Regions from separate parts of the Mus musculus genome. Here region 1 is linked to region 2. The links are chromatin contacts, found by Hi-C or POLR2A ChIA-PET in ENCODE. All regions are on one chromosome and are shown on one strand. Each heading gives the region's core, a stretch centred on a gene start or an enhancer-like site at or near the end of the contact. The rest is flanking DNA. Distances are from core to core; before and after follow the strand shown. Region 1 overlaps Mogat1 (monoacylglycerol O-acyltransferase 1). Region 2 holds the start of Scg2 (secretogranin II).

Region 1 (3,860 bases), core at 1,146-3,645, 900 kb before region 2:
CTCACTCTGTAGCTCAGGTTGGCTTGGATCTGTGAGGGAGAGGCAGTGACGGCATCCTCCCTAGGTTGTTCACGCGATCTATCTAATAGCATCTGATAGACATCCGTAAGCCTTAACGCTTTTAATAAGGGTTCAGTCCAATTTCAAGAAGCAGGAGGCAAGCTGAAGCCACACGGGAGCTTGTTCCCATTGGTCCCACTGCTCCCATGTGGGTGGTTCTCGCCTCACAGCCGCTTGTTCCCATTGGTCCCACTGCTCCCAGGTAGGTGGTTCTCCCCTCACAGCCGCTAGATGAGCTTCCTTGAGTTTTGTAGTCTAAGTATGGTCTCGATGATGATCAAATTGTCCCTTTATTACCTCTAGCTTATCCCTAAAAAGCATTGAGCTTTTCTAACCTTCTAATCCAGTTAGGGGACAGCTTAGGAACTGGAGGAAGGGATGCTAGGCTTAAATATTAAGTTCCTGTGATTTGGAACTTTTAACATCTCAGAGGAAAGCAGGAAGGGCTATGCTCATCTTACAAGGAGAACATCTTATGATTACTTCAGTCGAAAGGGGTAGATTTGAGCTCCTGGGAGAAGCTGCTGAAATATAACGGAACTTAATAAGAAGGGACTTAGTTAGCTGTGGTGTCCTTCCTAGGGAAAGAAGCCCTAATTGAGAGGTTGAGAGGTCACAATTCCTATAACAGTAAGCTGTTTTTACTCTGCCTTAGACAGCAATGCCTCTCTCCACAGTCCCCACTTCACCGTCCCGTTGACCTCTCTCCCTGAGGTAGTCTCACTAAAAACTACAGCTATTTCTAAAAGACTACAAGTTTACTGGTCCGTCTGTGTACAGATTTCTCAGATTTCCTTCCTCAAAGGTCACAACTGCGAGGAAGCTTTATAGAACAAGTTGTATTCTCCCATCCCTTGCCCAGGAAACTTTAGGGCAGAGAGAAAACTAAGATGGGTCCAGCCTGCTCACTATGTAGCCAAGGTTGCCCGGGAACTCCCAGCCTTCCTGCCTTCACCTCCTGAGTGCTGAAACTACAGGTATGTGCCAGCACTGGCTTGTTTCCTCCAGTTCTCTCTAATGTGTGTCAAAGGACTGGTGTCTACTGTGCATAAATCAGACTTCGTAAAGATCGAAGGAAACTGCCCTCGAGTGTTTGGAGGCTCGGTCTAGTGAAACACTCAGCAATTAGGGAGTGTCAGTCCTTCCTTCTGTGCCTCTCAACTCCCATATTCATGGTCTTTATCACTTGCTGCCTCTTTATTCCTTCACGATTGCTTAGGTTTTTAAAAAATAACCACCTTCCATTACTGGCACAGGTTCGCTCTGTATGTAGCTTGAAGAAAGACAAAGGAACCCACCCCCACCCGACTCCCCTTTGCGTACTGCATCCCCCCACCCCCACCCCCCTACAGCGGCGCTCACAGTCCTCATGCCCAAGCGAATGACTTCAGAAGGAGTAGTTTGCTTCAAGGTTTGAAGTTAACCACCCGGCTCATCCTGGCCTTGGGCGCATAGCAACACCAGGCCAGCAGGGGGTGCAGTGTATACAGGCCGTCAAAGACTTGTATTTCTGAATTTCCAAATTCTGAGATTGTTATGTAAACGTCTTTTAAAATATGTACAGAAGCCGCCAGATTTATTTACAACCAATAGGTATTTTTGTAATTATACAGATGAAACAGATACTTTTGGGGGGGGGGAACATTCATACGATACAGGTAAAATAAATGTGCTGTTCCCCACCCCTGACCCAATCCCCAAAGGAAAATGTTGATCTTGCCAGGTTTTTCTTGTACACTGAAAATATTGGTGCACCTAGAAATTTATTTTTTTATAGATGGGATCACACTTCATTTTGCAACTTTTCTTAGACATTTTAGGCACTGTGTGTGCCACGTTATTTGTTATTTCTTTTTTTAAAAAAGATAGCTGCCTAAGATTCCGGTGAATAACTGGAATGTAGCTCAGCCTATGTAACTGTTTTCCTAATGAGCTGTGGTTGCTTTCAGTTTTGTGACTAGATGACTTTCTCGCACAGAGACTTCGCTGTAAGTAAGTGACATTTTCAATTGTTCTGAAAGATATTTTTTAAAAAGTCATAATAGAGGATGTCACGTGACCTGAACATTTCACAGTCAGTCACAATAAGAACCCTGTGGTCTTGCTTGTCAGCTGTGCCCAGGGGAGAATGAGAGTGACGTGGCTCGCAGCAACGCCTACTCTGCGCACAGCTGCAGTCGGCACAGCAGCGCATTTGACTCAGAAGTCAAACCACAGAATGACAGCTCAGTGTCTGCTGAGAAGGGAAACTCTTTATTTGTTGTCGAGTGGGATGGTGTGACTGAGGTAGGCAGCCAGTGAGCTGAGGAGAGGACTGGAGCCAGCGGGCTGGAGGGAAGCCGATTGGCAGCCCAGCGCTCAGCTGCCCACGGGAGACCCAGGCTGCGGGTGGAGTGGTGGCTGTCCTCAGGGATGACACGTGCTCTGTTTTCCACAGTTGGCCGCCCCATCCCTGTTCAGCAGACTCTGAACCCGACCTCAGAGCAGATTGAAGAGCTGCATCAGACATACCTAGAGGAGCTAAAGAAACTGTTCAATGAACACAAAGGGAAATATGGGATTCCGGAGCACGAAACTCTGGTATTTAAATAACCTCCTTCCTCCAAGGCATAAGAAAGGAAGGCAAGAAAGCATCGTTGAGAAAATAAATAAATAATTTCTCTGGTTTTTGTTTTGTTTTTGTTTTTTGTTTGTTTGTTTTGACTCTAGAATCAAGTTGCAGCTGAAAAGAATTAGTGGTGAAGACCACTGCTGTTATTTTATACTGTGATAAATAAAAATACAGGAAAATGGAGGTCTGGGGTTATGACCAAGTGGTACAATGCTTACCTACCATGGGTAAGGCTCCAAGGTTGGTTCATAACAGTGGAAAATAAAAATACACTAGATGATTATAGCACAGGATTGAAGATGACTAAGACTTAAAAATCTTCTGAATTTAGGGAGACTATATCATTCTTCAGGTTCCTAAAAGTCTTAGAATTACTCATGCGCTCAGAGCAAAAGCAAAATACCAACTTCAAAGCGCCTCTAGACACTAACTGAGCAATTCTGTGGCTTAGGGTGGTATCGTCACTGAGCAGGGCAGCTGTTGTTTGGCACAGCTGGATATTTAGAGACTGTGTAACTTGGCTTACAGAAAGCTGGAGAGACAGGGCTCTTACGTAAACAGAACATTTGTCACCGAATCATGTCAGTTGTATACTGGGTAACCTAGGTCTTTCAGGTCACATCAATGCATTTTTTTTCTTAAATCAGTGCAGAATTGTTTTGCCATTTTTGAAGCAGGATGAGTCTGCCACTTGGAATCCCATAGGAATGGCCAGAGTCGTTTCGCTTTACACTCAGAAATGGGTGTATTTGCAGTGGCAAGGCAAGTCTTTTTGGAAGATAGCATCGCCCTGTTTTAGGATGCATTGTAGGGTGCTGGAGATGTGGTATGCAACAGGAACACTTGTAATCTTCTCCCCCAAGAGCCTTTTCACTTAATACAGAGTCGGGGCTTCTCTGCTTGCTGGTCTCTCCCTGGTGCCTGGCACAGCTTGGGGCGATCCCAGGGCATAAAATATGTACTTGCCCAGTGGGTGGAACAAATAACATTGCTATAATGTGAAGCTTCTCCTAAAGCTATTCCATAGTAATAGGACCTGTTACAAGCCAGGACCCACAGGAAATGGGAACACTTCCTGCTCTCTAGTTGGCCCACACCAATAATTGACAATCCTACACACTGTCATAAGCTAGTCAGGTGTTGGCTATTTAGTCACTGAGCGGGAGACTGGCACTAAAACCAAGGACCT
Region 2 (3,444 bases), core at 239-2,738:
AGTGATATAATGAAGTTTAAATAAAAAGGGTTCTATATGTATATAATATATTTCATATTACTTCAGGATTGATTTAGCTTTGGCAATCAGCTTTCACTACTGTCATGTTAAATGTTATCTTGAAAGCCATATTGAGTGCATTTGCTTTAAGATCATTATCTTGACATACTCTTAACACATCTTAGCATATGGATTACGTGATTATCTGAGAACCCACTACTTTGAAGGGAGGTTTTTCTGTAGAATTAGAGAAAGAATGCACATTGCAGTTTGAACCACAGCCTAACATGCATGGCCGACTCGTCGCTGACTCTGGTTTACTTTAGATGACACCGTTATTGCTTCTAACACTCAAAGGACTTCATTTCTCTAGGAGCTGCTCTTGCAAGCAGTGAAGATGGCTTTAATAGTTCTAACACCTTACACAGTGTTTGATTTAAAATTTAATTTTCTGAAGTCTAAATGGTAGGAACATTGTGTCTCCTCAGACAGCTATTATTGATGCCCCTTACAGTAAAAAACATCTTTCCTATGAAATCAGCTGGAACATTGACACTGAACCATCAACACATGTGAGTAAATCTGATTCAAACAACCCACCTAGTTAGGATAAACAAAAATAAATTTGCTTCAATCAACCTCTTCAGCAAGTAACATATCAGCTTTTCCAACCAACGCATAAAAATTACAATCACAGTCCATACCGATCTATATATTTTCTTCCCTGGATTCAAAGTTATCATTTCTCTGTGATTCCTAGTAACATGAACCTTTCCCACAAAGTGATAGTTCATCTTTGAAAAGGGGAAAATGTCAATGTTCAAAATTATTCTAAGCTGCTTTCTCAAGACTAAAATTAGCACATAATAACATAAGCCCTTCTGGAATATACCAGTTCATAAAATAATTAATAATTAATTCAGAGTTCCCTTAAGGTGAATATCAAAGAAAGAAAACAAATCTAAATTTTTTGCCTCTGTGACTCATATGATTGATGACATTTGAATCCTTTTAAACTGTCTGTTAAGATTATTAAGCATATAAAATTATATTTTTGGTTCTATATCTGACTCTTGGGAGAAAAAGAACACATTAGAGAAAGAATCAAAACATAAGGTTTGGTTAACTTTACATTAATCGGCATGTTGACGTTAAAATTCTCAACTTTTCTGCTCTCCTTGCATACAGTTTTACTCAGTAACATTATAGTTAATGCATATTCTCTGACAAGTCCTGTAAATCACAGAGCCCCTCATTTCGGCACACACGTATAGAGTATCCTTGCCTAAAAAGCAGCAGGTTGTCCGGTTATTCTATCAATATAAGCTTGCCAACGGTCTTTTTCCTCTCATCTGGGAAAACAGGGAGGGACACTCAAATGAGAACTTTCCAGTAAATAGAAGAGAAAGCAGTCTTACCTCTGTCTTATATTATGTGGAAGGCTCCAAGCATGCTCCTCTCTGCCGCTGAGTGAGGGCTCGGGCCGTTTCAGCACCGGACAGCTCCTCGGCTTATAGAGAGCCTGGGCGCCTGACTCCGCATTCCACGCTGACGTCACCGGCTCAGCCTCAAACCCCAGCGCAGGCGAGCTTTTTCAAAGAATCCGAGAGAAAACAATCACTTTAGATATTTTTTTAAAGCGTTGCATGCTTACGCCACCTGTCTTATGTAGCAAAAACTACAGCTTCTTCCCCCTTCTTTTATCTCTGAGGCTCGAAATAAAATGTTCAGCACAAATTCCCTTAGAAAGGAAGAAATCTGTCAGATAGACATGACTAATTGCAAGGACATCTCTGCGTTTTCACGCCTTGTTTAGAAAGGTTTCTTGGGCTTGCTGCCATGTCATAAGAATTTTACAGATAATGACTATCTTTTTATTTGTGCCTATAAAGAAATACGTTCTCATTTCCTGGTGCAGCCACAATTGAACAGAACATTGCAAATATGATAGATCGTATTTCATATCATGACTCCAGGCAGAACTGTTTTAAAACTGTTTAGTTTGAGCAAAAAAGGTGAGATGCTTAATTTTTTTTTTAATGAGAATCAACTCCAATTCTTTCAGCACAGTGTTCAAAATGAGAGTTCACAGACGCTCAAGTTGTTGATACTTCTATATGAGGCCATTCAAATCTTCAGCAAAATCAGGTGTTGCAAGAGATAGCTAAGAAACTGTGCTCCAAAAAACATACTGCCTACCAGGAAGGGAGGGATTACTGCTAGAAGAGAGAGAGTGGGGGTGGAAGGGGGAGAGAGAGGGAGAGAGATTGAGAGATTTTCATATGCCTAGAGCCCTCTTGGCATCAAGAGAACATAGTACCACAGAAATACTTCTAGGTTTTGGTTGAGTAAGTTGAGGTGACTAACTTCAATGAATGAGAACCATCCAAGGAACAATGTCAGAGTTAACCCACCGCTTCTTGGATTTATAATTCATAACCATGGCTGTACTTTGCCGTGGAACTTGATTAGGTACCTTAATAATTTATACAGGTCTAAATTTTTAACTTTATTTTATTAAAGATGTGAGTCCTCTAACCCTGTATATACTGAAATATATTTCTGAGAACTGAGAGAATCTTGTTGTATGAGGTCCTCTAAAAGTCTCTGCTGACTGAACAATCACATTCCAATTTTATCTACCCACCAACTGAGTTATGATGCTTATGAGGTGCCAGATAGTTTGTGAACTACTGGGAAAAGAAAAAAATGAATATAGTTTTCTGGCTTTAAGAAGGCTTTAATCAATGGGGATGAAAGATAGATTATTTTAATATACATTGGAAAGCACTAAAGAGAAGGCTATTCAGAAGGCTTTGAAAGTTTTGTGGCATTTGCAAAACTCAAGAAGAAGGAAGAAGAAGGAAGTGTGGATACTTTGCTCCTTCTTAGAATGGGAAACAAAGTACCCATGGAAGGAGTTACAGAGACAAAGTTTGGAGCTAAGACGGAAGGAAAGACCATCCAGAGACTGCCCCACCCGGGGATCCAGCCCATATACAACCACCAAACCCAGACACTATTGCATATGCCAGAAAGATTTTGCTGACAAGACCCTGATATAGCTGTCTCTTGTGAGGCTATGCCAGTGCCTGGCAAGCACAGAAGTGGATGCTCACAGTCAGCTATTAGATGGAACACAGGGCCCCTAATGAAAGAGCTAGAGAAAGTACCCAAGGAGCTAAAGGGGTCTGCAACCCTATAGGAGGAGCAACAATATGAACTAACCAGTAACACACACAACCCCCCCCCCCAGAGCTGTGTCTCTAGTTGCATATGTAGCAGAGGATGACCTAGTCCGCCATCAATGGGAGGAGAGGCCCTTGGTCTTGGGAAGATTATATGCCCCAGTACAGGGAAATGCCAGGGCCAGGAAGTGAGAGTGGGTAGATTGGGAAGCAGGGTGGGAGGGGGGGTATAGGGGACTTTTGGGATAGCATTTGA

The links. A loop is a pair of places that touch in the nucleus more often than their neighbours do. ChIA-PET counts read pairs that join two places held with the same protein, here RNA polymerase II (POLR2A).
Region 1: a map of left cerebral cortex shows a loop between it and region 2 (2.9-fold over the local background). The contact joins the enhancer-like site here to the promoter of Scg2 in region 2. A Hi-C loop is called at or near these places in 1 of 37 maps with a recorded cell type or tissue (left cerebral cortex). POLR2A ChIA-PET finds 5 or more read pairs at or near these places in 1 of 5 experiments (Patski).

What each region holds. Positions count from the first base shown.
Region 1 is chr1:78,535,447-78,539,306 of GRCm38, forward strand. It overlaps Mogat1 (monoacylglycerol O-acyltransferase 1), which reads left to right. Exons shown (of 7, transcript NM_026713.3): 7 at 2,498-2,727. The coding sequence ends at 2,652. Among named protein-coding and RNA genes, the nearest start is that of Mogat1, 26 kb to the left of the region's middle. Within about 2 kb of position 2,396, at least 3 of the 3 ENCODE cell types and tissues checked have a DNase peak (open chromatin) inside an H3K27ac peak, as active enhancers do; they include left cerebral cortex, where a contact is called at or near this core.
Region 2 is chr1:79,438,538-79,441,981 of GRCm38, forward strand. It overlaps Scg2 (secretogranin II), which reads right to left and starts at 1,489. Exons shown (of 2, transcript NM_009129.3): 1 at 1,419-1,489.